Regions from separate parts of the Mus musculus genome. Here all the other regions are linked to region 2. The links are chromatin loops, found by intact Hi-C in ENCODE. Cell type or tissue: heart. All regions are shown on one strand.

What was found. Peaks named below come from ENCODE experiments on the same cell type or tissue, not always from the same donor. Only the 100,000 strongest peaks of a DNase experiment are listed, where the experiment ranks them.
Region 1: it touches region 2 in a loop (8-fold over the local background); 18 of 42 quality-filtered maps call a loop at or near these places.
Region 3: it touches region 2 in a loop (2.3-fold over the local background); 3 of 42 quality-filtered maps call a loop at or near these places.
Region 4: a loop joins it to region 2, with 2.5 times the contacts of the local background. A loop is called at or near these places in 26 of 42 quality-filtered maps.

What each region holds. Positions count from the first base shown.
Region 1 is chr13:58,539,288-58,547,287 of GRCm38, reverse strand. It overlaps Gm38494 (a long non-coding RNA gene), which reads left to right and starts at 811. Exons shown (of 3, transcript XR_382518.4): 1 at 811-1,204; 2 at 1,666-1,869; 3 at 2,071-2,317. It also overlaps the pseudogene Gm3131. In heart, a CTCF peak has its summit at 3,921 (motif pointing right); a DNase peak (open chromatin) is centred at 3,947; H3K27ac peaks cover 1,181 bases; H3K27me3 peaks cover 1,745 bases.
Region 2 is chr13:58,384,724-58,392,723 of GRCm38, reverse strand. 2210016F16Rik (RIKEN cDNA 2210016F16 gene) reads left to right here and starts at 7,499. Exons shown (of 4, transcript NM_027335.1): 1 at 7,499-7,900. The coding sequence starts at 7,570. Hnrnpk (heterogeneous nuclear ribonucleoprotein K) reads left to right here. Exons shown (of 16, transcript NM_025279.3): 16 at 308-1,592. The coding sequence ends at 338. In heart, CTCF peaks have their summits at 4,604 (motif pointing right) and 7,641; a DNase peak (open chromatin) is centred at 7,483; H3K4me3 peaks cover 1,052 bases; H3K27ac peaks cover 1,015 bases.
Region 3 is chr13:58,122,029-58,130,028 of GRCm38, reverse strand. It overlaps Hnrnpa0 (heterogeneous nuclear ribonucleoprotein A0), which reads left to right and starts at 1,473. Exons shown (of 1, transcript NM_029872.1): 1 at 1,473-4,150. The coding sequence starts at 1,716. The coding sequence ends at 2,633. It also overlaps a transcript of Klhl3 not described here. In heart, CTCF peaks have their summits at 846 and 3,694 (motif pointing left); DNase peaks (open chromatin) are centred at 1,058, 1,448 and 2,128; H3K4me3 peaks cover 4,102 bases; H3K27ac peaks cover 3,074 bases.
Region 4 is chr13:58,270,327-58,278,326 of GRCm38, reverse strand. Gkap1 (G kinase anchoring protein 1) reads left to right here and starts at 4,139. Exons shown (of 12, transcript NM_019832.4): 1 at 4,139-4,253. It overlaps Gm26555 (a long non-coding RNA gene), which reads right to left and starts at 3,476. Exons shown (of 8, transcript XR_873524.3): 1 at 1-3,476. In heart, no CTCF peak of the experiment used is centred here; a DNase peak (open chromatin) is centred at 3,856; H3K4me3 peaks cover 2,590 bases; H3K27ac peaks cover 1,829 bases; H3K27me3 peaks cover 331 bases.

The DNA.
Region 1 (8,000 bases), 150 kb before region 2:
AAATTGTGTTTTAGACAGGGTCTTACCATGTAGCCCTGGCTGGCCTAGAACTCAGTATGATCCACCCGCCTCTAACTCCTGAATGCCAGGAGTCAAGAACCAACTGGAAAGCGCTCTCTCTCTCTCTCTCTCTCTCTCTCTCTCTCTCTCTCTCTCTCTCTCTGAGTTTCACCAAGGAGTTCCTATGTACACCACGCCTAGCCTCACACTCACAGGGATCTGTCACCTCTACCTGCCAAGAGAAGGGGAGGTGGGGAGGTGACCAGGAAGGGGGCAGTGAATGGGATGTAAAGTGAATAAGTAAAAAAGTAAAATAAAATTTAATTCTAAAAAATGTATCCATTTATTTAATGTATATGAGTACACCGTTGCTGTCTTCAGACACACCTGAAGAGGGCATCAGATTCCATTACAGATGGTTGTGAGCCACCATGTGGTTGCTGGGAATTGAACTCAGGACCTCTAGGAAGAGCAGTCAGTGCTCTTAACCGCTGAGCCATCTCTCCAGCCCTGGAAATGAATTTCTTGAACACCTTCTCCTTATCAGCAATACAGGTATTTGACAGAAGGCCACTTGCCTTGTGTTACGGGTTTATGCAAACATTCCTGCTCAGTGTGTAGTGTAGATGCCACCCAGACACAACAGCCAGGTGCTACCTCACAGAAACCGAGCCCCAGTGGGTCTGTGAGGACCAGGCTCTGAGGGGACTTCCTAAAGCCCTTGAGCTGTGCTCCTACAACTGCGCTGGAGGAGAAGCTCGGCTGTTTTCATAACAACTTTGTAAGCCAGTTCAGAACACGTCCTCATCAGCAAAGCGCTGGGTGGCCACATCCCCAGTAGGGAGTCTAGAGAAGATGACGTTGGCTCTAACTTCATCGTAGAGAATGTTCTGCGATGCTCAGCAACTGCCTGGTAATCCTCCACTGTGTGGACTCTGATTTCAGCATTATCTTTCTCTGCTTTCAGCTCCAGCTCAACATTTAAGAGGGCAATCTTGGCGTTCTTAGACTCCTTGGGCCGCGTCTCAAACTTAGCAGAAGAGAAAGTGTTCCTGACCAGGACGCCAGCCACCAGCTAAGACTCCCCTAGGGCTCCACCCCTAGGGCTGCACCTTCTTGATGCAAACCATGTTAAGCTTTAGCAGCTCAGCTAAGCGTCATCACAGCATCCACCCTGTTGGCGAGGGAGGCCTTGTGCTGGGAGGTGAGCACGGAGCTCAGAGCTGTCACCGCTGGCTTTTCTAGCATCTTCCTCTGGTCTGAGTGGCCCCACTCCTCACCCTCAGCGGGAAAGATCCTAGTTCACACAGACCTCACCACTGTGATGGCAGCCACAGGGTGGGTGGTGTGCAGTCAGGTCCTTGAGAGGGCTAGCAATTTCATCATCACGTAGTAGATATAGAACATTATGTCCTACCCCTGCCCTGCAGCTTACCGCATACGCAGGGTGATCCGCTGGTCCTGCAGGGCAGCAACTTCCAACCCTGCTGGATCCTTCAATGATACATCCTGGGCTCTTTGCTAATTAACGATAACTTTCATTATCTTTCAGTAGTGAAAAAGACCTTTTTCATGATTTTGAACACAGCATCTGTCTTTTTTAATGATTTGTTTATAACTCGTCTATTTGGTTTATTTCCACAAAATGAACACAAAACGGAGCAGCAGCCAACGGCCTCTGCACACGTCACCCTGTCAGTGGATCAGCAGAGCTCACGCTGAGGCCCAGTGCAAGTGTGAAGACTGGAGACAGAAACTGAATCTCCAGGTCGTGCTTTCTGTAGTGAGCTCGTCGTCGTGTGAGGAGGTGACCAGCTGATACTCTAGGGCAATGGCCTCACCACCTCATCTGACACAGAGAACAACAAGGTAGTTAATCATCCAAGATCCTCAGCTTGTTCCCCTGGTTACCCCCAGCTGTACCCCTGGTCAGGTGACTCCTGAGATTCATGACATCCACAGCCTCATGCTTGCCTCTTCTCTGCCTTTTTGGATATCTGGGCTCAGGGATGACATTGTCTCAGCCCCTGGGCTCTGTAATATCTGACTCCCCACACTCTCCTGTCTAAGGAACACACAAGCAGACTCCTGTCTATAGATGTCTAGAGGACCCTCCTGCACCCTTCACACACCCTGCTGTCAACTTCACACATGTGAGTACACCTTTTGGGGACGTTGTGGAAATGGAGCTACTGAAACGTAGGACACAGTCACTTGCTGTTTCAAAAGGACAATGCTCTCCATGAAGATTCAGTCGAGTGCCAAGATTTTACTAACACAAAGGAAAAAGTGCTGCGGTGTGGCTTTAATTTAAACTTCTCTAGTTAAGTGAGGTTATACATCCCTGTCTTTGTGTGTGTGTATGAGCCATCTGTAGTTCATCTTCCAGAACATTCAGCTCTAATCTTCATCCGCACCTCCATTAGATAGACAGGCCACTTCTAGCACATAATTAAGTTCCACTTGTTAGAGTTTGTGGGCTTTTCAGTTTTATTTTACTGACCTAATTAGCATCTGATGCTTATCTATCAGTCAGTCTATCTCACTATCTCCCATCTGTCTGTCTGTCTGTCTGTCATTTCTCTACCTTACAGAATTAGCCTTAAAGATTAAGTGAATTCAGAACACTAGGTTCACAGATGTGTCTGTCCAGTAAACTTCAGGGATCAGCAGCAATGACTCTTCATCTTCTATAATCACAGACAAGGTAGGGTTAAATCCTGATATTCCACAGAGTAAAGAACTTGCAGTTCACCCCTGACTTAGTAGTTCCCAAGCTGCCTCTGTGAATACAGTTCACTCCCTTCCCCCAGGCTCAAACTTCCCATTTCCTGCTGGCTGAACTTCCTCACACCTGCCTCCAACATGGCTAACCCCTCCCACCTTGCTTCTTTAAGGACTTCAAGGGCTCCCGCACCTGAGAACCAACAGAAGGAAAGGGGTTGGGGGATTGGAAGGAAAAGCCTTGTTTCCAGGGCATTTGGGAACCAAAGCCAACTGTAGCATCCTCCCGTTGCTAGGATACAGATAGACTCTGTATAGAGTCCCTGCCTGGAAACAGAGAGAGGGAGACTAGCTTGCACCAGTTGCTATGGTGAGAAGGGAAGTTCTCTCCATGCCCATTGGTTCCGGGCATGTCATGAGGCCAGAGCTACTTAGAGGCTAAAAGCACCTCATCGAATCACCCCGCTTTAACTTCATGCTTAGTTGTGTGCATCCAGTCCCAGGGCCTTACAAAGATTGGTGAGGAGAGAAAGAGGGCGCTGATCAACTCCGCAGCCTGGAAAATCAAGTCTTTAGAGAAAACTCCATCTTTTCAAATACCTGCTTCTATACGGTCCTCAAGCTAACTGCACTTTGAAATATTAGACCTAGGGCAGTTAGCTAGCACTGCTAGCCCAGTGTTTGTCGAAATGTTATCCCCCAGCCATCTGCTAAGTCAGCAGCTTTGTGGGCCGAGGAAGGACAGACGGGGGGGGGGGGCAATCTGTAATTTTTGAAATAGTGATTTTATTTATAGTTAGGTGAGGGAGGGCAAATACTCTCATTATGAAATTGCTCTTATATCATTATATTGAGTCTGATGGTGCGCCCTGTGAGCTTGGTGGAAGTGTTCCTTCTTCATTTCATGTACTAAGGGTAGAAAGGTCACTAGGAGTCCGCTGGCCAGGGTTCGCACCCCAGTTCCACTAAGTAGCCTCATTGCAAGTTACTTAATGCTTCCAAGCCTAATGATCTGGCACAGGCAGACGCCGAGAACCATGGTAAAACATGATTCATGGCTGACAGACCTTTGGTGACGTTCACAAAGGTCAGGTTTAAGCTGTAGAAAGGAAAAAGCAGGCACATCCAGCTCCAGGGCCACCGGAAACAAGGAGCCTGCACAGATGGTGCTCAGCGGCAAGGCCCACAGCTGGCCACAAGAGGGCAGACTGACCCCAGGGAGGGCCATGCCATATAACTTCACAGGGAGCACCGCCTTTATCCTGGTCTTAGGCCTGACTGACATCTGACCCCCAAAATAACAAATTAATAACACCCCAACCAATATCGGGCCCCAAATCAAGTTGATGCCCCAAATCCTGTAAACACCATTCTTTTGTCTAATTGCCTGGCTCAGATGCGAGACAGTGGAACCCAACTACCAACCTTCACATTCGACTATGGTCTCATTCCAACACCAGTGACTAACCGCATGAATCCAGTTTTCCAGTGTAGGAAGGGATCCTGAAACTCTGAAAGCTTCAAGCCACTCTCTGAGATCCCCAGAACTCTCTTATTATGTATGTTTCCTCATAAAGAGGGGAAATATCTCCAAATGCGTTCTGGTTCCTACCAGTCTCCTCGCCCCAGAGCTGCCTTCCCCATTTCTTTCTCCGCAACGGCAAATACTTAAACATGAGGGAATTTAAACAACTTCTTAGCTTTCTACAGTCTTATAGAGCCGTGAGTTACTCTATAGTTAGATAGTAGCCTTATCTGTCGTTGTCGTCCCCGCCCCAGCCCCACCCCCGCAGCCCCCACCCCAAAGAAGAAACTGTTACAGCGGAGCAGATAAATGTGCCTAAAATGACTCAGCAAATTAGTTCAGAATGGATGCTCAGTTTTTTTTGTTTTTTTTTTTTTGTCTCTTGGGAACTTCAGTGGTCTATTTAACATGTCACAATTCTTTACCCTAAAGGCCAGAAAACCAGGGTTGGGGAAGGAAAAATGTCAGTGGCAGCTTGTGCTACGTGACAGTTTGTTGCCTCTGTGAGAGGCTGTGTGACAGACACCCTGTCCAAGGAGCGCTGTGGCTTCAGCAGAAGAAACACTCAAACCATAGAAAAAAGCCCCCAAGTGATCCAGCTTTAAGCCCTGCAGAAAAGGGCCTCAGATCACAGCCCTCACCTGGGTAATGAGAGACTCTGGACACCCTGAGGGCTCCTCTCCAACACGTGACTATAAAGTAAGACAGCTCTTACCCGACGGAGCAAGCCCATGGCCTCTAAATGAGCAGCCCCGGGGAAGCCACTGTGCAAAGAGAGAGGTTTCTCTGGGGATCTTCGCAGTTTGCATTCCTACCGCATACAGTTTTTATTTTCTTTTCTTAAAGATGTATTTTATTATATATAAATTCACTGTAACTGTCTTCAGACACACCAGAAGAAGGTATCAGATCTCATTACAGATGGTTGTGAGCCACCAAGTGGTTGCTGGGATTTGAACTCAAGACCTCTGGAAGAGTAGTCAGTGCTCTTAACCACTGAGCCATCTCTCCAGCCCCAGATCAGTTTTTAAAAAGCAATAAAGGGAGCTGTGTCCCAGTTGGCAGTAGCCAGCCCCTCCATGTCTGATCGACTGTGACAAGAGGACACTCTGGGGTCTGTGTGAGTTCTCTATGTGATGCACAGCAGTGGAATTATCTAGTGTTACGTTTTTCTGAATATGTCTGTCACTGGGACATATTATTGTACTGGGCATAAAAGTGAGTCACTGAGTCGATGCCATGTGGTTTAAACATCAGACCACACCATCTGGTAGAAAAGACTCACTCTTTACAGAGTCAGCCAGAAGAAATGTTTTTTTTAATCAATGTTTTCATTATTGACAGACACCAAACCTCACCACCTCTTGCTCTTAACCCTTTACATATACAGACGGGTTTCTCCTTGGTTTCCCAGATCTTGTCTAAATTTATCCGAAGAAAAAGCCACTTTTCTCAGATCAAATCCAATGACTTTACCAGACGTACAAAAACCCTGTGAGGTGCAAACTAATACATTTAACATCTTGATGTAGTGGCAACACAAAGGTCGCCATAATATCACCATGATAAATTGTCAATATAAACAGTATTGAATACCAGAGGATGTGATGCCAACCAACCATACAAGAGACAAGTAGAAGTGCCTCCCTGCAGAGTCATGTGTGTGCATGTGTGTGCACTCATGTGTGTATGTCTGCGTGTGTTTGTATGCATGTGTGTTCACTCATATGTGTGTGTGTGTATGTGGGCACATGCACTCCTGCATGTGTGTGTGCATGTGTGTACATGTATATATGTGCCGGGCAGTGGTGGCATATGCCTTTAATCCCAGCACTCGGGAGGCAGAGGCAGGTGGATTTCTGAGTTTGAGGCCAGCCTGATCTACAGAGTGAGTTTCAGGACACCAGGGCTACACAGAGAAACCCTGTCTTGAAAAACCACAAAACAAAAACAAAAACATGTATCCATGTACAGCAGTCACTGGCTAGAACACAGGACTCTCTGGCAGTTATGCCAAGGTGTAAATTTCATTTGCTGTTTGGGTGTGTCCAGGGAAAAATGTGTAGTCTGTTTATCCTTTACTCCATAATCTTAGCCCAAGGGATTTACCAGATAGCAGCAGCACTATCAAGATCCCGAGTTCAGCTCTTCCCCAGAGCGTTCAGCATGTCCTGAACAGAGAATCCTTGGCCTCCCTCCCTCCTTTTCAGCCTCAGGAGGAAGTCCGGTGCCCATTCAGTTCCATTACAACACTCACCAAACTCCTCTCGTCTGGACTCAGATTGAAAGAAGTGAGGCTGTGCGGCTGATGGGTCAGGGTCTCCATGGGGCTCCTCCTGAGGTGTGCACTCAGACGTGTTCACAGTCCTCTGTGTGCGTGAGCACAGGTCTGAGCTAGCGTCACGGCTTCCCTTCATCACTGCTGCCCACTGATGGCCTCTGTATGGTTCAGTGGTTAAGAGCACTGGCTGCTCTTCCAGAAGTCCTGAGTTCAAATCCCAGCAACCATATGGTGACTCACAACTATCCGTAATGGGATCCAATGCCTTTTTTTTCTGGTGTGTCTGAAGACAGCTACAGTGTACTCATATACATAAAATAAATAAATACATCTTTAGAAAAAGAAAAGAAAAATGACCTTTGGTAAGACAGAAAAATTAAGATGTCTTGTTCCCTATGACATCCCTGCATGGAAGGTTCCACACTCTTACTCGGTACATATTTATCTACATGACTAGGTTACACACAGCCATACAGCCGTGTCTGGGATGACGTCTCTTCTCATGTCTGCTCATTTTCTGCTGAGACCTTGCACATCTTCCTCATTGTCCTCAGTTTCGAGTTTAGCTAACTCAGCGTTCAGTCCAGGACAATGTGCTCTTTAAAGCTGTTGCCTTCCATCTACAGCATTCCTATTTATCACCTTATTTTTATACATGGTCATTAAAATATAATTACATCACTTCCATTTCCTCCCTTTGGCCCCTTTCAAGTCTCCTCTCTTCAGCTCATTCCATGACACCCCGCCCCAATTCTCAAAGCAATAGCCTCTTCTTCCCTCTGATTATTATTGATACACACATGGGTGCACACATAATTATGTTATGCATGTGCATACACTACATATATGTGTGTATATATGCATCTAAATGCATTTGTGAGTATACACAAATATATAAATACAACCTGCGATCCTTTATCATACAACAGTAGCCCTTAAAGGAGACTATGCCAGTAGTCCAGCTGAAGGCCCGCCCTTGGCTTTTATTTGCCTCCTTGCCTCCCTAGGCTCTGCCATCAAGCTTATTCTCTCATTATCATATTATCTGCACACTGGAAAGTATACCTGAAGGATTAAATTATAATATGTATTCACTAGAGTACATCAGGAAAAATTGTATTATGCTTCATATCACGACTACATCAGGAGACGCTGAACAGTTAGTCGTTCCCATTAGTCAGGCTAAAATTGCCTGCTGAACTAGGAGGGGTGGCAGGCTGCTCTATAGGGATAGAAAATAACTTCAAATTGACAAATTATTCTCCAGACTCTGAATGTTTAGGCCAGTATCCTGATTCAAAATCTACAGCATAAGTAAGTAACACAAAGCAGACCGGTAAGTATGAGCCCAACAGCCAAAGGCAGGGCAATGCGCAGGGACGTGCCTCGTCTCATGGTCAGTCAGAACAGCACAGCATCCAGGGGCCTCTGCATTCCGTATCTGTGAGATAAAACCTGAAGTCGGAGCTA
Region 2 (8,000 bases):
TTGTCTTTCCTACCAAGTATTAACAGCTTCCAGTTTCATTTTCTTAACCCTGCACTACTACTGTCTATTAACATTTTCTTGAGTTTTACATTGCTTTAATTTATAGTTGCTATTGCTCTTTAAAAGTTCTTCTAATTGTAATGGACATGTTTATCATTTTAATTTATCATTGAAATTGTCTTAATGTTGATTAAGATGTTTTGAACAAAAATTCTAATTCGTACTTTTTTTTTCTTTTCTTTTATAGTGTGAAGCAGTATGCAGATGTTGAAGGATTCTAATGCAAGATATTTTTTCTTTTTTATAGTGTGAAGCAGTATTCTGGAAAGTTTTTCTAAGACTAGTGAAGAACTGAAGGAGTCCTGCATCTTTTTTTTTTTATCTGCTTCTGTTTAAAAAGCCAACATTCCTCTGCTTCATAGGTGTTCTGCATTTGAGGTGTAGTGAAATCTTTGCTGTTCACCAGATGTAATGTTTTAGTTCCTTACAAACAGGGTTGGGGGGAGGGCATGCAAAAACTAACATTGAAATTTTGAAACAGCAGCAGAGTGAGTGACTTTTATTTTTTGTTCATTGTTGGTGGTTTTAAAAAAAATTCCCCCCATGTAATTATTGTGAACACCTTACTTTGTGGTCACTGTAACATTGGGGGGTGGGACAGGGAGGAAAGTAATAGTCCACATGTCCCTGGCATTTGTTCAGAGCAGTGTGCAGAATGTAATGCTCTTTTGTAAGAAACGTTTTATGATTTTTAAAATAAATTTAGTGAATCTATTTTTGGTGGTCTTTTTTTTTTTTAAGACAATTTCAAATGGTGGTTGAATTTTCCAGCCCACCCCTAAACTAAACACTAAGTTTGATTTTCAGCAGCTCCTCTGTTGGATATAAGTGCACCTCTTGGACATAGACAAAATACATTGGCAAACTCAGTTTGGGTGACTTCTTAATGGTTGGAAAGACTTGGCTTGATAAATTTCCATCACATATTCATGCTTATAATAAGCTTGGGATTTTGTTTGTTTTTGCAAATGTTTGCCACTACTTTTCAACAGTTTTCTGTTAGTTGTGGAGAACTGCGGTGGGGAGCAATACTACAAGAGTTACGCATCTTAAGTATATGCCAGAAGCCTGATGGGCAATGAGCTTTATTAACCAGAGTAAACTTGGTTATGGAAGTGGCTGATGCTGAATAAATCCTGGTTATTTTTGTTAGATAATTTCTCACCTATAGACTTAAAGCTGTCAACCTGCTAGTGTCTTGTTAGTTGAACTTTGTAAAAATATATATATATACTTGTTTTTCCATTGTATGCACAATGAAAGAAAAAAGATGTACCATTTCTCTGTTGTGTGTTGAATTATGTAGGAAATGTTTGTGAACGATTCGAAAAAAATGGAAAAAGTTCCTGTGGATGTTTTGTGTAGTAACTTGGCATCTGTATTGATAGTTCAAAATCCACATCTAAATAAAACTTCCATGATGTTAGTTATGACGTGTGCCCAATTTGAAAAGGGGTTGATTAATACATGTAAAGTTTGTTGAAGTGTTCCTCTTGTAAGGAAATACAGTAATCTTAAATTATGGGGTTTTGTGTGTGTGTGTGTGAAGTGTTTTTTGTTTTTTGGTTTTTTTTTTAGCACTTAGAGACAGTCTGGTTAAAGTGCATAGAAAATTCAGGTAATTATTTAGACAACCTGTTAGTGCTAAATCATTTTGAGTCATTATACAAGCCTCAAGTGTAATCTATTTTCTGCATTGTAGTGCGGTGAGCAATTAGCTGGTTCACATATTCTCAGAATTACCTACCTTCAGCTCCAATAAGGTGGAGTCATGAATAAGACTGGTATAAGAATGAGCAGGTTTTTGTCAACCCATGCTAAGTATTGCATCCCAAGGGCTTTAGAGGGAATGGTGGCGTACTTAGTTTGTGAAAGAGCACATAATCTGCTAAAGACTAGGAATGCCACGGGGTTAAAGGAAGTGGCTTAATTGAGTGCTTGGGGCCTTTATGTTCAGTACCAGGTCAACAAGGCAGGATTGTGCACACCTATAACTCAGAGGACTGTAGTGACAGGTGGGTCACTGAAGTTTTAAGTCAGCCAAGGAATATGTAGCAAGTCTTGAACAGGGAAATAAAAATGAATGCAATAACTAAAATGTATCTTCAAAGCAATTGTTATGATTTATTGAAGCTTTAAAGATGGAAAGATTAAAAAATTTGTGTGTCTGTTGGTGAGAGGTTACACATGGAGTGTGGAGGCCAGAGATCTTCCTGCTTTGCTTCACTTCACTGGAAACTAGCTGGCTAGTATAACTGGCCAGCAAGTGTCTCAGTATCCTGCTTTCTGCCCTTAGCACAGATTGCAGGCTCATTCTGCACCTGGCTTTATTGGGTGCTAGGAACTCTTGAGTTTCACAGCAAGTACTTCTCACCAACTGAACTTTTCTACTAGCCTCTCAAGTATACTAACAGGGCTTTTGGGAAATCTAAACATCTACCAAGATGGTTCTTTTTTTTTTTAATTTTATTTTTTATTTTTAAAGACAGGTTAGCTGTGTACCATTTCACCAATCCCCTTGACTGGCCTTTAAACTACGATCCTCAGGCCCCTGAATGCAGAGAATATAGTTTTGTACACCACCACCAAGCCTGGCACAGTTATGAGATACTACAGTATTATTAGCAATATTGCAGTGTTTCTCAAATTGCATTATTAGAACCAACAAAAATAAAGGTGCTAGTTAATCAAAACCATGGGCTAGCAGTCACTTGTCACACAAGCCTCTGATACTGAGTATAGTCCCCAGAACCCACAAAGTTGTCCTGATCTCCGCTTGTAGAGATGATCAGAGTGCTCATACACATACAAAAAACTTAAATTGGTTTAACAAAAGTGAGATTTCAGTGTACGTTTAAAAAGGTTTTAATACAAAGGTTTACTACATAGCACAGAAGAGGTAGGAACAGGAAGGAATTGGAAGACTAGCCATGGCTACATGTGACCCCTTCAAATGAAGTAAATAAAACTATATCTCAACTAAAGCAGTTTGTGGAAGGACTACATTCCTAGGTGTGATGATGAATACTGCCTATGGGAGATAGTCTACATTGGGTAAATTGACATGAGAAGACTCAGCTAAAATACAAGTACCCCTTCCTATCAAGTCAGACTGAATAAAGAGAGGAAGTGAGCTGACCATAGTCATTTCTGCTTCCTGACTGCAAACAGTTGAGTGGCTAGCTCAACCTCCTGCTGCCATGATAGACTCTTCAAATTAGGCCAAAAGAAGTACTCCCAAGTTTTCTTGTCAGGTGTTTCATGACACCCATAAGACACCCATAGTAATGAACATGCTATTTCTCTCCCACCCACCCCTTGTGAGACTGAGTGAGGGCCTGACATGGAGGGCAGAGACTGGTTTTTGTTTGTTTGTTTTTTTCTCCTTCCAGCTGGTTTTTGAGGCAAGGTCTTTTCCTGTCTCTGTTGCTGCACTGTGTACTCCAGATGACTTGTTATGTGTGTATATATGTTCTCAAGCATGTGGCTTGATCTCTATATAATATCTGGGAATATTTGGGACCCTAAACAGCAGTTATAAAAGTAGGCACTGTCAATTTCATTGTACAAACATGATTTCTTCAAGTTTAATAATTTCATTTAAGGAAAAAAAAAAATCTGACCTGAAGACAAACTCAGACAATTATGTCTGAGAAGTAGATCCATGAGTACTGAGCTAGCCCCCAGCCCTCTCCTGGAGTGTATTTGACCTATCCTATTTGTTTTCTGAAAACTTTCCTTACTACTTTACAGTATAAAATATAGTATAATAAAAATTTTTTAAATGAGGAACTAGTCTGAGTTGGGGTGGCTATATTTGCAAATATATTGGAAAATATAAAATGTTCATAGGGCTGACTGATTTTGTCTGGGTGAAGAGATACTGAGATGGGTAAGACATACCCTTAAAGATCTTCCTCTGTGGGACATTTCCAGAAACTAGAAGATAGGAAGACTAAATGAATGAAGTACTCAATGACTTAATTCAGGAATGGATTCAGAATTTAAGTAGATACAGTGGTAAGACTGTGGAAGATGATGGTTAGGTGGAAAACGTTGGCTGCTTTGAGGGGAAGGAGAGAACATGTGTCTTTGAGTTTGGTTTGTAACGATTGGCCTTGGTCATCCTGCTTTCACCTGTGAAACTTTCTTTTATCCTCTGGTTTCCTTTGTTTCTTTTGCATTTTTGAGACTGGATCTCTACATAGCTGTGGCTGTCCTGGAACTCACTATGTAGAGCAGGCCGGCCTTGATCCTACAGAGATTCCACCTGTCTCCTGCCTTTCTAGTGCTGGGAGTAAGGCATGTGCCCCACTACATGTGACTTCTAAACTATTGAAGTGCTTGCCATAGTCTATCATTACAGAACGTAGGAGCACGAGCAGTAACCGCCGTCAAGAGGCTGCTGTTTAGAGCTTCTGAATGATGCCCATCTTTGATGAATGTCAGCTGAACTCCATAGCAAAACTTTCGTAAAAGCCAGTATAGATGGCAGATAAAATCTTGATAACGTCTAGTGTGCACTTGGTGCTTTACCCTCCCAAGCCAGAAGAGGGCAACATCACCCGGAGCTGCAGTTAGAAACACTTGTGAGCCACCATGTAGACTTAGGAAGTAAGCCCAGGTTCTCTAGAAAAGCAGCCAGTGCTCTTAACTGCTGAGCTATCTTTCCAGCCACTTCTCAGGTTACTTGTCACTATAAACTTGGGAAACTTTCCTGGCTGTGTCCCAGAGGTTCCCAGAAGTTGTGTTCTCCTTTTCACTTGTCTCTAGGAGGGTTGTTTTGTTTTTAAAAATCTTCCTGGTTCCTTGAATGATTCACTGTTCAAAAATACATTTTATAATATGGATTTTGTCATTGTTGTTGAGGTTTTGTCCTGTGATACTAGTTTTAGAGAAGGTATCATATCCTGATGAGATTTTTAAAAATGTGTATTTTTGGTCTGTTGGGTGCGATGTCCTGTATATTTCTGTTAAGTTACTCCATAATGTATTTTAGCTCTGATGTTTATTTGCTTAGTTTTTATTTGGGAGATGTAACTGTAAAAGCAGGTCATTGAAGCTCCCACTATTCCTGTGTCAATCCCTATGAAGCACTGTATATACTTCAAATTATGTGCTTTATGAAACTAGGGATTACAACATTCAGCCTATGAAGTATTTCTCTTGATAAATCATTCCTGACATAATATGTGGTATCACCCTTTTTATATTTTCTAGATAGCTTTGGTTTGACATTTACTTTATCTGATATTTGCTTTGTAATTTATTTTACAGTCTTTGATTTTTTTTATCATTGCTAGCAAAATATGTTTTAGGACACAGTATATTACTGGCTTTTGTATTCTCTACTGAATTCTATCAAACTTTCAAGGATGATCTCATACCAGTTCTATTCCATAAAATAGAAAGTGAATGGACACTACCAAGTTCATTCTACAAATATAGTATTATTCTCACACCAAAACCAGGCAAAGGAATAACAACTTAAAACTACAGACATCTTCTCTTTAATGAACATAGACACAAAGACTCAACAAAATACTTGCAAACTGAATTTAGAAATACATTTAAGAAGATCAAATATTATGACCAACTAGGGTGTTTTATGGAGAGGCAAGTTTGACTCAACACAGGTAAATGAATAAATGCAATACACTATATAAACAAACTTAAAAACAGAAACCACGTACATAATCTCACTGATGAAAGGTCTTTTTGACACAGTTCAACATGGCTTTGTGGTCAAAGTGCTGGAGGTGTTAGGATAGATTGGCTCATGCTTCAAACTAATAGAGGCTCTATTACAACAGACCTATAGCCAAAAATCAAGTGGAGAGAGCATCTGTTCTCAATTCAGGAATGAGACAGGGCTGCCCATCCTCCTTAGTTTTTCAGGATACTCTTTGAAGTCTTAGCTATGGAAATAAGACCAAAGTAAGTGATAAAAAAGGAAACAGGAAAAGAATCGAACTATTCCTACTTGCAAATGATGTGTTTCTATACTTATAAGACATTATAGAGGCGTTTGAGAGATGCCCTCAAAGTTAAGAGTACTGGCTTCTCTTCCAGTGGACCCAGGTCTGAACCCAGTACCCATATGGCTGTTCCCAATATCTTGTAACTCCAGTTCCAGGGGCTCCAACACCCTCTTCTAGCCTCTGCAGGCAGCAGGCACACACATGGAACACATACATGCATGCAGGCAAAACATTCATACACAAAATAAAAATACTTTTTTCTAAAAAGACCTTTATGGAATCTACTAGGAAACTCTTTAATTAAAGCAAAATTGCAGGATAGAAAAATCAGTATTTAAAAGAAAAAACAAAGCCGCGTATGGTGGCCTATGCCTTCAATCCTAGCACTGAGAAGATAGAGGCAGGTAGATCTATATGAGTTTGAGTCTAGCTGGTCCACATAGTAAATTCCAGGTGATCCAAGGCCACAGAGGCCTTGCCTCAGAACAACAATGAGAAACGCCCAGATAATAAAAACATACTTTCATACTGATTCTGCATCTCCAGGCATCTTTTCAACATTGACCAATGTATCTTAAGTATGTTAAGTTTTAGGGGTTGGGTTGATACTTTATAATTCCTACTTTGTTCCAGGTAACCCTATAGAGATGACTAGTCACACAGTTTATAATCAATTGAAAGTCTATTCCAGCTGGCTGGGACCACACCCAGGTAGGTATTCAGAGACCTAGGAGGTGTGGTTCCAACTGTCCAGATCAACAGTTTTTTAAAGGCAAGAAATCACACCCGGGTACTTTGCTTTGCAGCTGTACGAGGGCTTCCCAGAAAGCAAGATCTTTTAGCTAAGATAAGTTAGCTGACCTTTGGGCTCCTTGAATACAGTTGGGTAATTACCCACGGGACTCTTCATCAAGATCAGATTCTAGTTAAACCTGGAACCGCCTCAGCAAGAGTACAAGATGGAGGGACTTTTGCACTGTCTTGCTGTGACACACCTTGACCGTCAGAACGACTGGCGTTTGTGTCTGGTTCAGACAGTTCCCTTGATTTAGTCTGACAGACAAACACAGGCATACATTTCAATCTAGGCCATTGCTTGGTGGTGGGGAACCTCCTCCTGGAATCATTTCCCTTTCCTTGCAAACCTGGGATCACCATCACTCCTGTTGGATGCAAGGGCGTCAGATGCAAGGTTTAACTGTACTGTTCCCTCATGCAGTCAATGTTCCAGTGACTCCTAAACCTTCATTCGGCCTCTGAAGTGTGGGGTGTGCTGAGCGGCCCTCCGAGGCACCTAGCCTCGGGGTGGCGCCGGGCAGCAACCAGAGTCCCCACGCCCCGCGCGATCCCAAGCCTTCCTCAAAGACGGGAGTGCGACGGGGACGCGACAAGAAACACGACGGCCGAACACAAGGAGTCCCAGAGGCCGGCCGGAAGCTTCCCGCAGGGCAACTTCCGGACCTCAGACCCGGAAGTGGGCGCAAGTGCTTGGCCCTGGCGGAGGCCGAGGCTCCGGGTTCGAAACAGCATGGGGCCACCGCTTTCGCCGCGCGAGTCGGCGAGGTTCGTGGCCGAGAACAGTCGCGACGTGCTCGTGGACCACGAGGGCGTGCGCAGGGCGGCCGAGCTGCTGCTGCCCGCGGCCGCGGCGTGGCGCGTGGAGCAGTGGAAGTCCCTGCACGAGCTCAACCCGCGCGGGGCGGACGAGGCTGCGCTCGGCTGGGTGTTCCTGGTGGACTCGCTCAACTTCTCCTTCTGGGCCGAGCGGGAGGACAGCAAGTGTGCGGTGCGCTACGGCGGGACGCCCTACACTGGCTACTGGGCCCTGTGCGCCGCCGTCAACCGCGCGCTCGACCAAGGTGGGTGCCAGCCTTAAACCTGGGTGGGTGCTGCGAGGCGCGGGAGGTGACCTCTGCCCAAAGCAGAAGTCCGGACATACAGAAGCAATGTATGCCAATC
Region 3 (8,000 bases), 260 kb after region 2:
CTAGAAGCTAGCAAGCAGCACCCCTCCACAGCCTCTATCAGCTCTTGCCTCCAGGTTCCAGTCCTGTTTGAGTTCCTGTCCTGACTTCCTCCAGTGATGGACTATGATCTGGAAATGTAAACCAAATAAGGCCGTTCCTTCCCAGCTTGCCTTATTTCTACAACCCTAAGACACTGTAGAAATTGAGATCTTATCCGTGAACACTAAGCACAGTCCCTGACAGTTTTTTTTTAAAATCTAGTTATATGGATAAAGTTGGCAAAATGGCTGTTCATATTCACGAAGCTGGCAGCCCAGTAGAAGCTGCTGGCTGCAGGTCACAGGGGTGCACCAGATGAGGGAGATGAGAAGTAACGGGACAGAATGGGGATAGGACGTGTCGGGGGACACTGCTCCAACTCTAGTTAAGTCCCCTGGGTTTAATTCCCAAACCACAGTTGGGATGGCGGTGAGAAGGCAATAAAAATAGGAAATCTCATAGGGCATGCTTATAATCTAGTGCTTGGGAGTTCGAGGTCAGCCTGGCTCAAGGCTAGCAGTGTAAGGATGGGGCCGAATAAATCCTGCGTGGCTCGCAAGGAACATGTCCGCAGGAGCTCGCTGCTGAGTTCACAGGGCGGAGCATCGCCAGCGGCTACCGCAGGCCTGGCTCGGGCCTGGTCTGGGTTACCCGGTCTCAAGGGCTTTGGTGGTGTTCCCTCTCATGGGCTTGCTTCGGCGGGCAGAGTGGCACGGGGCAAGAGTCGCATTGGATTAATGGAGCCACCAGCCCACCGTAAACGGCCAATAACCGCCTTGGGGTCAGGCCGAGGCCCTCCATCTTTGTGCCGCCCCTAGGGGAGCCGACGCCGGGTGCGGGCCGGCCCCCAACAGTCAAGTTTTTAAAAAGTCCGCGCGGGGGCCACCCGGGCTGATCCGTTGGGAACGGCCAGAATTCCCGCGAGGACGAAGCGTGCGGGCGACAGAGGGTTCCGCACGGGAGGCGCCGGGCCAGTGCTCGAGAGGAGCGCGCCCGTCCCGCGGCAGCGGAAAACGGAAGTGGGTCTGAGGAGCAGCCGCTGATTGGCCGGCAGGTCACGTCCCTCAAGGGGCTGGCGCGAACGCCACTGCGGAGCTGGGCCTGGGCATCCGGCGAGGGGAGGGAGGGAGGGACGACTGCGGGAACAGCCGCGCGGTCGCCAGGAAACGCTCCACGGAGACGCGCGGAGGGCTCTGGCGGGCGGTCTCCCGGGCCCCGCGGCCCCGCGGCCCCGCGTCGAGTGCGAGCGCGGAGGCGGAAGGAGCGGCGGTCGCCGAGGAGCCCCAGGCCCGGACCGGGGTGGTGGGGAAACCGCGGAGGGCGGGGAGGCCGCGACCGAGAGCGGCGCTGCGGCGCGGTGGGCGGGACCAAGGCGAGCGGCCAGGCGATTGGCCGGCGTCCCGGCGTCGCTTGTGACGCACCGCGCGGGGAGGGTGCGCGCGCCTTCAGCGGCCTCTTTGTGTGGTGTCCCGATAGGGGAGCGGAGGTGGCGGCCGCGGCGGCCCCGGTCGGGTTCCAGCGTCCTCGGCTCGCCCTCGGGCCGGCAGCGCGCCCCTTCCCTCCCCCTCCCGCCCCTTCCCCGCCGGCGGTGGCGGCGGCGGCCGGGCCCGGGCTCGGACGAGGCCTCGGCGACCGCTAACGGGCGACGGCGACGCGGCGGAGCGCGCAGGGCGGGGGCAGGGCCCGGGCGGCCGACATGGAGAACTCGCAGCTCTGTAAGCTGTTCATCGGCGGCCTCAATGTGCAGACGAGTGAGTCGGGGCTGCGCGGCCACTTCGAGGCCTTCGGGACGCTGACGGACTGCGTGGTGGTGGTGAACCCCCAGACGAAGCGCTCCCGCTGCTTCGGCTTCGTGACCTACTCGAACGTGGAGGAGGCGGATGCCGCCATGGCCGCGTCGCCGCACGCGGTGGACGGCAACACGGTGGAGCTGAAGCGCGCCGTGTCGCGGGAGGATTCGGCGCGGCCCGGGGCGCACGCCAAGGTGAAGAAGCTGTTCGTGGGCGGCCTCAAGGGCGACGTGGCGGAGGGCGACCTGATCGAGCACTTCTCGCAGTTCGGCGCGGTGGAGAAGGCGGAGATCATTGCCGACAAGCAGTCGGGCAAGAAGCGCGGCTTCGGCTTCGTCTACTTCCAGAGCCACGACGCGGCCGACAAGGCCGCGGTGGTCAAGTTCCACCCGATCCAGGGCCACCGCGTGGAGGTGAAGAAGGCGGTGCCCAAGGAGGATATCCACGCGGGCGGCGGGGGTGCGCGGGCGGCCCGGGGCGGGCGCGGCGGAGGCCGGGGCCGCGGCGGCGGAGGCGGCGGCGGCGGCCGAGACCAGAACGGGCTGGCCAAGGGCGGCGGTGGCGGCGGCGGCGGCTACAACAGCTACGGCGGCTACGGGGGCTACGGCGCCTACGGGGGCGGTGGCGGCGGCGGCGGCTCATACGGCGGCAGCGACTACGGCAACGGCTTCGGCGGCTTCGGCAGCTACAGCCAGCACCAGTCCTCGTACGGGCCGATGAAGAGCGGCGGAGGCGGCGGCGGCGGCGGCAGCTGGGGCGGCCGCAGCAACAGTGGACCGTACAGAGGCGGCTACGGCGGCGGCTACGGCGGAGGCTCGTTCTAGAAGCCGGGTTCCGGATGCCGGCGGCGGGCGCGGCCATCGTCGCCCTCCGCGCCCGCCCCAGGTGCCCTCGGGGGAAGCCGCTCACCCTGGGGGGCACGACACCCCCCGCTTGCCTGCCCGTTACCCCCCCTGAAGGTGGACTCGGCCCCACACACACACATTTTTGTGTTACAGTCATTGATGGACTCTATTTTTTTATTATTACTTGGACCTTGGTCGTTTTTATACTAGCAAAAAAATGTCTTGTTTTAATTTGTGTTTTTTGGGGGGGCGGGTGGGCGGGCGGGAGTGAACTTGCTGATTCTGTAGCAACACCTGGGTGGGGGTTGGGCGGGAGGGTAGTTTACTTTGTTGTAAGGACTTGATACCTGGCTACAGCGTTTTCTATGAAACCTACTTGGATCCCATGCCTGGAATTTGGAAGCATATGTACAAAAATCATTTTTACGTTTTATTTTTAATAAATCATTGTGTTTGACCGTACATGTCTAACATTTTTTTTTTCCTAGGATCCACTCCTTACCGTTTTAAAGGATATTTTTGTTAGGTTTTGATGTGTACTTCGAGACGCTTAAAGGAGGTCTTGTGGGCTCTTTTTTTTTTTTTTTCCCCTTCCTGTTTGCCCAGTTAGTGATGTTGAATTTACCTTTTACAGACAAAATCTTTCTGAAGTGGTGGATGTGGCTGTTTAGTCCTGTGCATCCATCTCTTTGTAATAAGCGATTTGCTTATCATCTTGACATGGTTGGTTCTTTCTATGAGAATTTACTTCAAAACATGTACTGTGTAGTTTAAAAAAAATAGTTTGTGTTTAAAGCATGTGTTCTCATTCATATAAACTGTTTAAAACTTTTTTAGGTGACCTAGTTTCTTCCTTATTGGTTTGTCTGTAATGAATGGTTACAAATAAGGGTTCTATTTTACCCTAACACTAAATGAGTTTTTTTTAAATGTATTTTCAGAGCAGGTTTAAAAAAAGCGTTTCTTCCCTAAGTCTGAACTTTGTCCTCTTTTAAGTCCAACGGATGTAGCACCATCTGCTGGTAGAGTGGCAGTATAGCTGCAAGACGGTTGGTTAAGAAAAACCCAACTTACTTGTTCAGGACAATTTCATCAGATTTAGCAGTTTGCCATCAGAATTCTGCAGACTTGAAAGGTCCACATTTACTTGTAGCTGAGACGGGCTTCCCGGGAGTGTAGTTAACAGCCCGCATCAGTCACTTTTTCTACGTGAGATTTGAACATGTAAACTGCTATGCATAGCTTGGGCAGTAGCCCCAAACTGCTCCGGTAGCTACTGAAGCAGCTGTGTGTACTGGGGTTTTAGGTGCAAGTTGTAAAACAAAATATCTGTATTCTGCTTGGTTAACGTGTATTTGTAGCCCTTCATGCAATAGAATTCAAGTTGTTGTTTATAAAAAAAAAACAAAAACTGATAATAGAAGAAAATGCCTTCCTGGATAGAAACATAGAATAGCAACGTTTATGGATATCACAAATAAAGAATTCAATTCTTACATGATTGAGTGAGAGTATGTATAACCTGGTGGGTGGGCTCAGAGTACCTGCTATCTTACTGGGTTTGACGAGATGGTAAAAATTTGACTCGGATTTTGGAAGCCTAAAGCCTAATGGCATCAAGCTTTTCAGAAAAGATTTTTCTTTTTACCTTTTAAAATATTTTAATGTTGGAACCCCACATTTTAAGTTGTCACTGAATAATTCCTAAGATCTGATTCTTGCCAAAATATTGTAAGTACTAAGGTTCTTAAAGAGGTAAGAGGATTTATGTTTGGCTAGTTTGGTAAGTGTAGTGAGTGATAGCTGATGTTTGGGTCATGTATTTAACACTGTATAGGGGTGTGTTTGCTGTGGAAGAAAAAAAGTTGGATGAAGTTCTTTGCTCACAATTGCTTGCTTCCCTTAAATTCCTGCTTGAAACTACACTTGAAGATCTAATGCAGGCTTTGGTGGGGGGGGGGGGTCCCTCTAGGATACAGGAAAAGACCTAAAACTCATTACATGTTACCTCAGACTTTCCCCGGTTATTTTGGATGAAGACTGAGCTGGTAGGTATTGGGAGGTGACTAGTTTTAGTAATAGTGACTTAGCTAACAGTTCCTGGTGCATTAACAGCTCAGTGTTCACCCTTAGTGATGGATGTACTTGAATAGTAGGAAAGGAAAACAATGTTTCTGTAAGCACTTACTGTGTTTCCCCTAGCAGCCTCTGGCATGTGGAGCTTCTTGATGTCTTGGTTCACCTGTGAGAATCTCAGCAGAGGACGTCAAGCTTAGTTGACAGGAGATGGTGATAGAGTTTGCCACTCCTTTTGAGAATAGTTTTTCATGCTTGGGTATTTTCTGATTTTTCAAGATGAAAAGTTGCTCCAGTGTGAAGCTCTTTGTATTTTAAAGACTTTTAAGTTCTAAAATAACCATTAGTTAAAAGATAGTGTGGACCTTACATTAGTTTTTGTGTGAGTGTGTGAGCACATGCCTTTCACACAGCACCCTTGGAAGACACTGCAAGTCTGCTCTCCTGCCTTCTGGGTTTGGGGATCTGCAAGTGCCTTTACCAGCTGAGCCATTTCTGACAGGCCTGGGACATCTTTAAAGATGGTAATACTTTTTTTTTTTAAACCGTATTTTTGAGAAAAGGGAAGCTGCGTGTGTGAGTGCAGATTTCCAGAGAGTCCAGAAGGAATTAAACCTCATGGAGCTGGGTTATGGGGGATTTTGAGTTGCCAGGTGTGGGGTCCTCTTCAAAAGTTGAGCCATCTCCAGACCCCAGAGTTTCAAATGCTTAAAGTTTAGAAGTGATTGAGATTCATAAAGTGCTATACCGTAGTGTGGATTCTCGATTTTAGGAAAGACAGACCGAGGTTGGCTGGGAATTGGGAATTTAGGGTTCCCTGCCTCAAGACCACAAGTGACAGGAGTGTTGAATTGTAGACTTTGCTGCTTACACTCTTGGTTTGGATCACTTGCATTTTAGGTTGTTTCTTGTGTGCCTGCTAATTGAAAGTGTGCTGTGGGGTGTGGTGGGTCTGAGCATTGCCTGCCTTTTACCTTGTTTATGGGTGTGACCTGTCTAACATCAACACTTGATAGTTTCTTCCAATTCTAGTGTCAGTGTGATAGGGAGAATCTCTCAGCCTTATTTTGGCCTGGTTTGCTCCCCACACCCTACTTCCTTTTCTTGCTGTGTGTCCCTAGCTGACTGAAACGCCATGTAGACCAGGCTGCCCTGAATTCTTGGGCGTCCTCCTGCATTCTTAGTGCTAGGATCATAGATAGCTCTTTGGGCTTTTTGGAAGGACCAGCCAAGAACTACCGGCTAAGTGGGACTATCTTCTCCTGTCTTCTGCTCAGGGCCCCATAGCAGATGACTCGAGGTACTCTTCCTTTTTTTCCTGCTCTCAACGATGAAAAATGACATATTCCCACCCACTCGATAAAAAGTTCCTTGAAAACCTAAGAAGTAATTAAGAGTTCATGTGTGTTATTTCTGATTCCAGTTCTCATTCTATGACGAGGTCCTATTATCTCTGTTGCACCAGGCTACAGGTTCATAACTTAAACAGTTTGCCTACTATTAAGTATTAAAAAATAGGAGATAGGAATCTTGCAGCTTTAAAAATGTTTTTTTGGGGGGCGAGCTGGCTCTCACATACATAGTCCTAAGCTGGCCTCAAACTCAGGGATTCGCCTGCCGCTGCCTTCTGAGTGCCAGATTGCTCGGCTGCCCTTCTGAAGGTGTGAGAGAGTGAGGTCAGAACAGTGGACACTGTTTTGTCCTGCTTAGAAGGGCAGACTGTTCCGGTATGTTAATAGATGTTAGCATTAGCCTTTGCTTGATCTGTAAATGATTTACCAGATATTTGTATCATGAAGCTTTCTCAAGAGGATGGAGAATTAACAGACTTGGACGAGCTGGGTGATATTTACCCTGGGTCAGAGGGGTGAATCTGTAGACTGAGAGAACGTCCGTTTGCTGTTTAACCTGGTAAGTCAGCTTATTTCCTAGACTATGGAATTGTTTCGATCTCTTATGATTTGATAGGATTTTGAGATCATTCTCGGTAATTATTCAACAGATTTACTAAGCTGACTAGGGGCCAGCCTTTTCCTCTTAAGACACCCATAGTTTTGTTTGGATGATGAGAACTTAAACAATTATGAGAGTTCCGGCATTTGTGTTGGGCCTATAGACAGGAGGGGCTCTGTTACGGGGAAACGTGACGGGTGTTTGAACTAGCTTTACAAAGCCACAGAGGACAGTCCCACTGCTCAGCTGACATGCAGAGCATGATAGATTGGGTTCCTTATGTCATTGGCCCTTTTGAATATGAGGTCACAGAGACCGTTAAAAAAAAAAAAACCCAGCCATTTAAATTCTATTGTTTTTGCCAAGACTAATAATAGCAAACCGGCTCTAGGGTGCAGACTAATTTATTTAATTTTGGAAATAGCAGTCACCTGAGACTTTTAGTGAGCAACGGCAGCAGGGGCTGGAGCGGACGTGTTGCTGTTGAGGCGATCTCCAGCATTCCCATGGCAGCTCACAACTGTCAATAGTTCTGGTCCTAGCAGATCCAGTGCCCTCTTCTGACCTCTGAAGGACACAGGCCCGCACCCGGTGCACGGTCATGTGCGCAGGCAAATACTCATACACACACACAAATTAATAGGTCTAAAAAAATGACATATCCTAGATATCCCACAGTAACTGATAGATAGTCTGAGGTTCCCTGTGAAAGAACGGGCTCCGTGATTCACAGGGTCTTCTGGTCTCCTCATTTTGACTCTTCACCAGTTTCTGATGAAAACGCAGGTCAGTTTTCTGTAATTGAAAGGGCGTGTATGTTGGGAATTTCCTTTGTAAACTAGTCATGTCAGTTTTGGAGCAGCAAGATGGTTCAAAAAGTAGTAAGTGAGCTTGAACTACTAGCTTCAGGTCTAGAGTACCATGGGTCTTCTTAGGATCTGAATTCAGTTTCTTACTAAATTAATACGGAAGATTTTAATTTAGCCGTTGACTAGGGTGGCTGTAGTTGAGGGAAGGAGGGGCCCAGGAGTAGGCAGTGAGGTGGGAGCACCAGATTATGGTTTGGGAAGTAGGCCGTTGTAAAGATTTTGCCTCTGGGATGATTAACATGGTTGTCAACTTGACATTCCTGGGAGGAGGGAGCCTGCATCAGAATTGCCTCCTTCAGATTAGCCTGTGTGCAAATCCCGGTGGGATTATCTTAGTTGATGTTGTTATGGGAAAGGTCCAACCCACCATGGGTGGTGCCCTGGACAGGTGAGCCTGGACAGGAAGCTAGCCAGGAAGCAAGGTGAGCCTGGACAGGAAGCTAGCCAG
Region 4 (8,000 bases), 110 kb after region 2:
TCAGCTTTGTGTTACAGTGGAAAGTACCTAACTCAGACAACTTACAAAGAGTACATATTAATTTTGGCTCAGTTTTGGAGGTCCCTGACTGGCTGGCTGACTGGCAGGCCCCGTTGCATTTGGACAGGAGCACTTACCAAGTAAAGCTCACTTCATTGCCCAGGACAAGACTAAATAAGGGGAGGTCTGGGATTCCACCGCCTTCAGGAGCTGCTGCCATTGGCCTAAGGGCCTTCCCCCAGGCCCTACCTCTTTAAGCCACCAGCGCTGCCTTAACAACAAAGCCTTTAACATGGGGGCTTTAGGAGCAAAGGGAAACTTTTATATAGTCACACGCATGGGAGAGTCTGGTATTTCATAGTGACAAGGATATGTTCTGAAAGCCACTCAGCGGGCTGACTCAGTCACCGCATGGCGCAGAGGCCACTAACACAGACGAAGGCAGCCGGATGTCATTAGACAACATTTCCTTAGCTGGCTGATGTTGTTTGCGTGGATTTTTACTTCTCTGAGACAGAGTCTCGATTGCCTCAAATTCTCTTTGTAGCTTAGACTGGCAGCAAACTCATGATCCTCCTGCCTCCACCTCCTCTAAGTACAGGATCTGCCCCTCCCTGGCCAGCACCCTGCAACTCCATCTTAGGAGATGGACCACTGTTGGGTGTGGTGTGGTGTGAGCCAAGACAGTGCGTGGCTACATACAAACAATATAACGAGGCTATTCCTTTCAAAGCCCTTTCTGCTTCTCAATTCTTTGACCCTTTCCTCTCTTCCAAGGACCTTGGACCGTGTGGTCCTTCACCGGTACTCAGCTATTATCATAACAGAAGTTGAGGTGGTCAGCTTCTATTTATTTATTTATTTATTTATTTAGGTTTTTCGAGACAGGGTTTCTCTGTATAGCCCTGGCTGTCCTGGAACTCACTCTGTAGACCAGGTTGGCCTCGAACTCAGAAATCTGCCTGCCTCTGCCTCCCTAGTGCTGGGATTAAAGCACCACTGCGGGTGGTGGTCAGCTTTTGAAGAGAGATTAGTTCTAGCTCACTCAAAGTTTCCTGTGCTCTGGTGTTTGGCTTTGCTTTGAGGCCTGTGGGGAGCACCGTGGCAGGGAGCTAAGCCCTAAGCTGCTCACTCCACAGCCAGAAAGGAACAACAACAACAAAGACTGAAGTAGGGTCCAGAGTCCACTCATCTTTTGAAGCTACCCCCAGAGGTGCTGTGCACCAAGCCTTTACCAGACTTACCTCTTGGGAGCCCTCAGGATCTGAGGTGCAGCACTCAGTCCTTCCCAGGCCCACTTCCGGCACCCTGGCATTACTAACAGCTACAGATTCGTTTTCACGTGCACCCTACTCAACTGTGCTGTGTTTAGGATATTCCCTATAGGACCCAGGTTCTAAAAAAAAAAAAAAAAAAAAAAAAACAACCCGGTCAAATGCACCAGTTTAGAAGCCTTACTATATGTTCAATTTTATGTTTGCAGATGCCTGCCTGCAGGTATCTGTGCACCGCACTCATGGCCACAAGATCTGGAGCTACAGGTGTTTGTGAGCCATCATGGGGGTGCTGCGAATCAGACCCACACAGGTCCTCTGAAGAGTGGCAAATACCCTCAACCACTGAGCCATCGCTCCAACTTTACGGTACTTCTAGATGCTCCTTCCTCCCTCGGCCTTCCAGCCTACCACGCCTGAGTCCATGCAAATCCACGTTGTTCCCTTCAGAAGGGGAAGCTCTTCCTCCAGGCCCGTTGCTGGGGTGCTGCCAATTCCGGGGGATACCTGGAGGAGGTAAAGGGTCCTACCTGGCAGTGGCAGGCACAGTTCCTGCTCATCTTCTATGGGAAATAGTGCACAGGAGCATTAACCCGCGGGGGCTGAGAAAAGGAGTCTGTGTTCAGGGGCACGAGTTGTGATAAACGATTAGCTGACCTTGCTCTGGGGACACTTTGTTCTTGATCTATCAATCCACCCACTTACTTCAACATGCCCTGAGTGTGTGAGCAGGGCTAGGACTGTCTCTAGGCAACCCCGAGCCCGAAAGTAAGAGTCTCTAAAGCCCTCCTCAGTGAAAACACGGTTGTTGTGATCGTGGCAGCCAGTCACAACCCACACACGTGGTTTTCCCGCACCCTCCACGGTGTGTGGTTCTGACCCACACTCCCTGGCCCAGCTTTGACGAGACTGAAGTCCCCTGCTGTGGTGCCTTACCCAAGTGTCCCTCTCTTCCTCCCTGCCCACCCTCCCCTCCTCTGTTGACTTTCCTCATCTAGAGCTGAGCTTCCCAAAATCTGATGGGGTCACCTCTTGGAATTTCTTTGAGGTTGCAGATTCTAATGGGCAGGTGTGTGTTAGGCCCGAGATCCACACGTTTCTGACAAACTTGCTGGTGACACACATGTGGTCAACTTTGGGGTAGCAAGACTCTAATGATGATGTATTTCTAGACTGAGTCTGCCCCCTTCTCTTATAGCAATACGCTACTAAGCTGAGGAGTTTCCGATCCTTGTGTGTGTTGTTCATGCACATGCTGGGAGGGGGTGTGGTTATCATTTGTCAGGTGCTATCTTTTTGTGGAGAGTGGGAGGGTAGCTAACAAGACCGAGGGATCCACCTGTTTCTGCCCGCTAATCTTTGGGACCAGAGCTTGATATACCACGCTGGGAGCTTTTACATTTATTCTGGGGCTAGAACTCAAGCTATCGACTGAACTATTCCCCAGCACCCAGTGTACTGTCCAGGTGCAGTTCTTTCAGCTGTTTTAGAACTGCTTCAACTGCTTATGGCCACCTATTTAGCTGCCTTCAACCCCAGTCCTATGAAAACCGGTAAGTAGCTGCATCCTCCTCTTCCAAGTGTTCACGCTCCCTCTTACAAGCAACCGGGTCTCAAGACCTCATTTCTCCCTTCCCAATCAGATGTTCAAATCCTGTAGAATGCACCTCCACATCACTTCTCAATCATTTAAAATTCTTCCTGCCTTCCTTTATCTTGTCTTGCCCCATCCTCTTGGCCCCGACCCCCGGATCAATCTTTCTGTGTAGCCACCGGCCTTGGACTCACTTTCTGATCAGCTTGCCAAGTGTTGGGGGCTCATAGCCGTGTGTCCTCACCGCCCCCCCCGCCCCCCCATAGCTCATCTGTTATTACCGTCTGCCTGGTCTACACAGGACTGCCAGTTTTCAATCTCTAACATCTGCAGGAGTTACAAAGCAAAAAAAGCCTTCATTTCTTCCTTCAAACTTCTAAATCCTAAAACATCAAATATTGCCTTAAACATCAATCCTTACTCTTGGAACTCAGCCATCCCTCACCACCGCCGCCCCCCTCCCTCATTTTTCAGTCGTCTCTGCCACTTGTCAACACCTCCAATCTCATTGTGGAACGCAGCGTCCAATGGCCTCCATCCAAGGCCCCGAGGTCTCCCCGCAAAACCCCACCTCTTCCCAGGCCAAATCCAAAAGCCTCCTCCCTCGCGCTGCCCCAAAGATGCTCGCAGTCCTCGGATCCCGAGTAACATTCTCTTTTTCCACCGGGCCCTAGGGTGATCTGGCGTCTTCTGCGATTCTTTGCTTCGCTCCCCACTGTGTCCCCCACGTCTACACCCGCGGCGGTGACTCGCGCGGGACATCGCCGGGCAGCCCGCACGGCTGGGCGGTAGCGGACGGGTTTGCCGGTAAGCCGCTTAACTTTGCAAAACTAAAGCGGCCCCGGAGGTGCTCCCGCGGGAACCCAAGGCCGTCCGGCTGTTTGCATCTCGTGCAGCACCGCCCTCCCTCGCCGACTGGAGGTCCGCCTCCGCCCCCGGGCCTCCCCACAGCCTGGCGATCCCGCCGCGCGCCGCCCGCGGCGGCCTAAGCCTCCTCCCGGAAGGCCTCCCACCTTCCCGGCTCCGCGACCCCGAGGACCGCGGAGCCGCCGCCTACGCGAGCCGTTTGGACCCTGCGCGGCCCCCGTAGCGCGGCTCCTCCAGCAGGTGGTTCTGGTCCTCCGCAGTCCGTCCCCCGCGGACCTCTCCTCGGCGTCAGCGTCCGCCGCGCTGCGACCCTCGGCAAAGAAGTCCCGCGCGCCGGCCGGCCACGGCGGGCGCCAGGCTTGCGGGTCCGCCCCGCCCCGCCCCGCCCCGCCCTCCGCGCGCCGCCGCCCTCCGCGGGCCCGTTACTGCGGACGCCCCGCGGCCCGCGCCCAACGCCCGGGGGTAGCGCGGGAGCGGCGGGGAGACGGGAGCGGCCGCACCGCGGCGAGGGAGGCCCGGTGAGTCTACGGAGCCTCGCAGCTCGTGGCTGAGGGGACGCGGCCGAGTGCGGCCTGAGGCGGGGAGCGGAGCGGAGCGGAGCCGAGCGGGGCTGAGCCGAGCGGGGCCGGGCGGCGGGAGGGCCGCGGAGGCTGCGGGGGAGTGCGGGCCGCAGGCCTGGTCCGCCGCGGCCGGCCGCGGGAGTGACAGCAGGTGCGGCCGCCCGTTCGGGGCTCCCCGGGGCGCCCACCCGACGCCGGTGTCGCTTGCAGGCTTGGACACCGCGTCTCGGCAGCGGCTGGGGCTCGCCCAGCCCGCCGCGCTCTTTCTCCGGGTACTTCGCGAACAAGTTTTGGAGCACCCGGAACTGCTCGTGCGTGAGATTTGGCTTCGGTTCCCGAAGGAGGAGAGAGGGGCTGCTCGCCGCTCGCCTTCCCTCCCTCCCTCCCAGCAGCCCGAGGTAGATGCGCAGGCTCTCGCACAAGCCCCTGCTGTCGGGGCTTCCAGCAGCTATGCGCGGCGGCGGCGGTGGCAGCGGTAGGGTGCCAGCCTCGGGGTGTCTGTAAACGCGGAGCAGTCGGGGCAAAAGTTTATCCCATTGTCTGCCCCGCTCCCTCCACTGGCGACATTTCTCAAGGGATGTCGGTGGAGAGTTCTAGCGAGAGGCAGAGGCGCTGGAAAAACACAAGCATTGTTCTTCAGCCTCGTCTGTTTATGTGAAGGCGCTTGCGCCCGCCTGTCACGGGAATGAAGTTAAGCTGTAGCTCCAGAAATACTGGAGAAACTGCCGAAAGATGGTAATGCTGTATTGAGAATCTTCCTAGAAAGCCTGGGGTTTCCCTACACTAGCTTATGCCACTAAAATCGGTTAGTCTAAGCCTCTTTAATGTGATTTTTCACTAAAGATCGAAATACACCTGTTTAATATTAACCCTAGGGGCTTCTAGCAATCACTCTAGAGCGAGAACCTACACGTGGATCAGAGGGACGTTGTGTGCAAGTGAAAATCACCTTTGCACTTCATGACTGAATTCCTTAGTACATGTCTGCAGTTTGCTTTTTGTTTTTGTTTCTAAGAGTTCACAACCCACAGAAGTTGAGAGCTTCGGATTAGAAAAGGAAGGCTGCACCTAACCAGTGTGTGTGTTGCGGGGGGGGGGGGGGTGGGGGGGGGTGGTGGAGCTCCGGGTATGCCTTTAAGTTTATGTCATTTTCGATAAGTGTGTTGGAAGCAAAAGTTTCAGGACCGTTGGTCCTCGATCCCTGTAACCTTAAGTTCTAAGAAGTCAAAATGACAGTCAAGCAGCCAAGAAGATGAGGGAGACCAGGCCATTCCTTTTCCTCTCATTTTGTAATTCGTAGGGACAGTGCTTGGCATCAAACCCAGGGCCTCTTGGAGTCGCAAGTCCTCAGTCTGTTGTGTTTGATCTGTTAGAGTCCACCAAGGCCTCTCTAGCTGCACGAACTGGTGTACACCTGTATTCCCAAGACTCAGGAGCCTGGGACAGGAGGATTGAGAGTTTGGTTCCAGTGCAGGCTACATGGTGAGAGAGCTGCCCTCTCAAAGCATATGGCCATATTAACTGATGACATTGACATTGCATAGTTCCGTTTTGGATCAAGCTAGGTGGTTGATAGTGTTGATCGACACAGTCACTACTGTTCATTTTTTAAAGGGCTGAAATTATGTACTTAAGTTCCCCCAGGCTCAATTCTTTCCCGACACTGATGTCATAGAAGAAGGTGCTCATGATGGCAGTGGCCCTTCATAGAGACCAAGGCCTCAAGAAAACAGGTCATTCATTTATAAATCTTGCTAGGCGTAGCTTGGCCTGTTCCTTAGTAGCAACAGTTTATCTCACACCCTCACCTTTTAAAAATCAGCAGTTTGACACAAAATCCAAAGCTTCCTACAAAAACAAGATTCCTAGGGGGAAAAAGATGAGTTGTGGAAACACTTCGTTGTGACGGTGCTGTTAGTTAGATGGTGTGTGCTCTCCACCCTCAGTGTTCAAGTTCAGAGCACAGATTCCAGTGCACACTTAGGTATGGCACTGTGTGATTGGAGAATGTAATTAAGCCTCAGTCAGTAAGCTTGAGGTCATGATTAACTTATTTAATGTTAATAATGTTAATTAATGTTTCTTCTTCTTTTTTTTTTTTTTTTTTTGCTGAGACTGTTTTTTACTGTGTAGCCCAGTTTAGCCTTGAACCTATGACCTTCCTGCCTTATCCCTTCCAGTACTGAGACTGCAGATGTGCCCATTACAACTGGCTGATATCTGTGCCAAGTCCTTGATTGATATATATATATATATTTGGGAATACAAAGAAGAGACCTGTGTTGTTCAGCATTTTGTAAATCAGGACAGTAGGGAGCTAGATACAGTGGTAGCTGTTGAAAGAGTCCATGAAGAACAGAATTAAGTGTAAGTGCAGGAACATTAACGAGAAGGCAGATCAGAATTGCAATGGGGCTAAATTTGAAGAACGGAGAAGTTTTAAGTGGAGGAGACAGACATTCCAGACTCCAGGAACAAGTGAACACTGAGCAGTCTGTTTTCTCGCAGAACAGGGAAAGTGGGAGAAATCACTGTAGAATGTAAGTGAATTACTTTTTTAATAAAAATATAGCCATAAATTAATCCAGCAGCTGTATTTCTTTGCTTTATTCCAGTCCCCAATAACCACACAGAGTAACAATATTGATTTAAAACTAGTTTTCAGTAGCTGAGCAGTCAAATGATCAGTTTTTACTTTTATGCTAATCTGGCTACCTCCCAACCCCATCCCATGATACATGCATAATATTACTGATGTGGCTTTTTGGGCTTCGGGTATGTTTCCATGATCTCTCTCCAGACCCCTTCCTTATGGCTTTGAATCCTCCATCCTCCTTGGGCTGATCTGCATCTCTTTATCCCCTCTCCTTCCTCTGGTTGATGTACTTCCTACCCTGTTGTCTACTCTGTCCAGCCATTGGGTGGTCAGTATTTATTGACAATGGTAAAAGCTGTTTACACAAACTTTAGACAGGAATTCTTGGAATAAGTATTGCAATGCTGTGTCTTGATTGAAACAAGACATGAGGGCAGAGAAATCAGCATTTCATTTAAATAACGCAGGGTAAACTGCACAGTGTACAAAAACACGATGCCTACATTCCCCTTTTTGTCGAATAAAAGGCTTTTTAAATAATAATAAACAGCATGCATTAGGAAGAATTATGAAAACTATTCGATAAGAGTTACATTCATAATATCCAGTCCATTTATTTTTGGCAACTTAGATAAAGTATTCTACCATCCTGTCTGGTGAGTTCAAGTTCTATATCTAAATCACTTTCTATCTTAACTTGTACTACCATCCTAAAAACATCTTGTAGACCTGGAACATCATCTTAAATCCTAAACAATTTATGCATATAGTAAGGCTGTGACTATCTAGCCTTCAGCCCCATCAGAGACCTGAGAAGGAATGAATGTTACCCGAGTGTGCAGGCAATGCTGGGATGCAGCTTCCAAAGATAAAAGAAATGGCCGACAGCAGCCTGCCTGGACAGATCCCCCATGTCATCTGTGGCTCACTATAGCTGACAGACTTCTTGTCAGGAGTTGTGAAGGACTTGCTCCCCCTGTCTTTGCAGAGCCTGGCAGTCTGCTTCCTTGCATCCATTTGTCCTTTCTGAACAGATTTGTCTGTAGGTGAAACATGGACATTTTCTTCGCCCAGTAGTTAGCTTGCCTCCATTGAAGCAATTCCACATC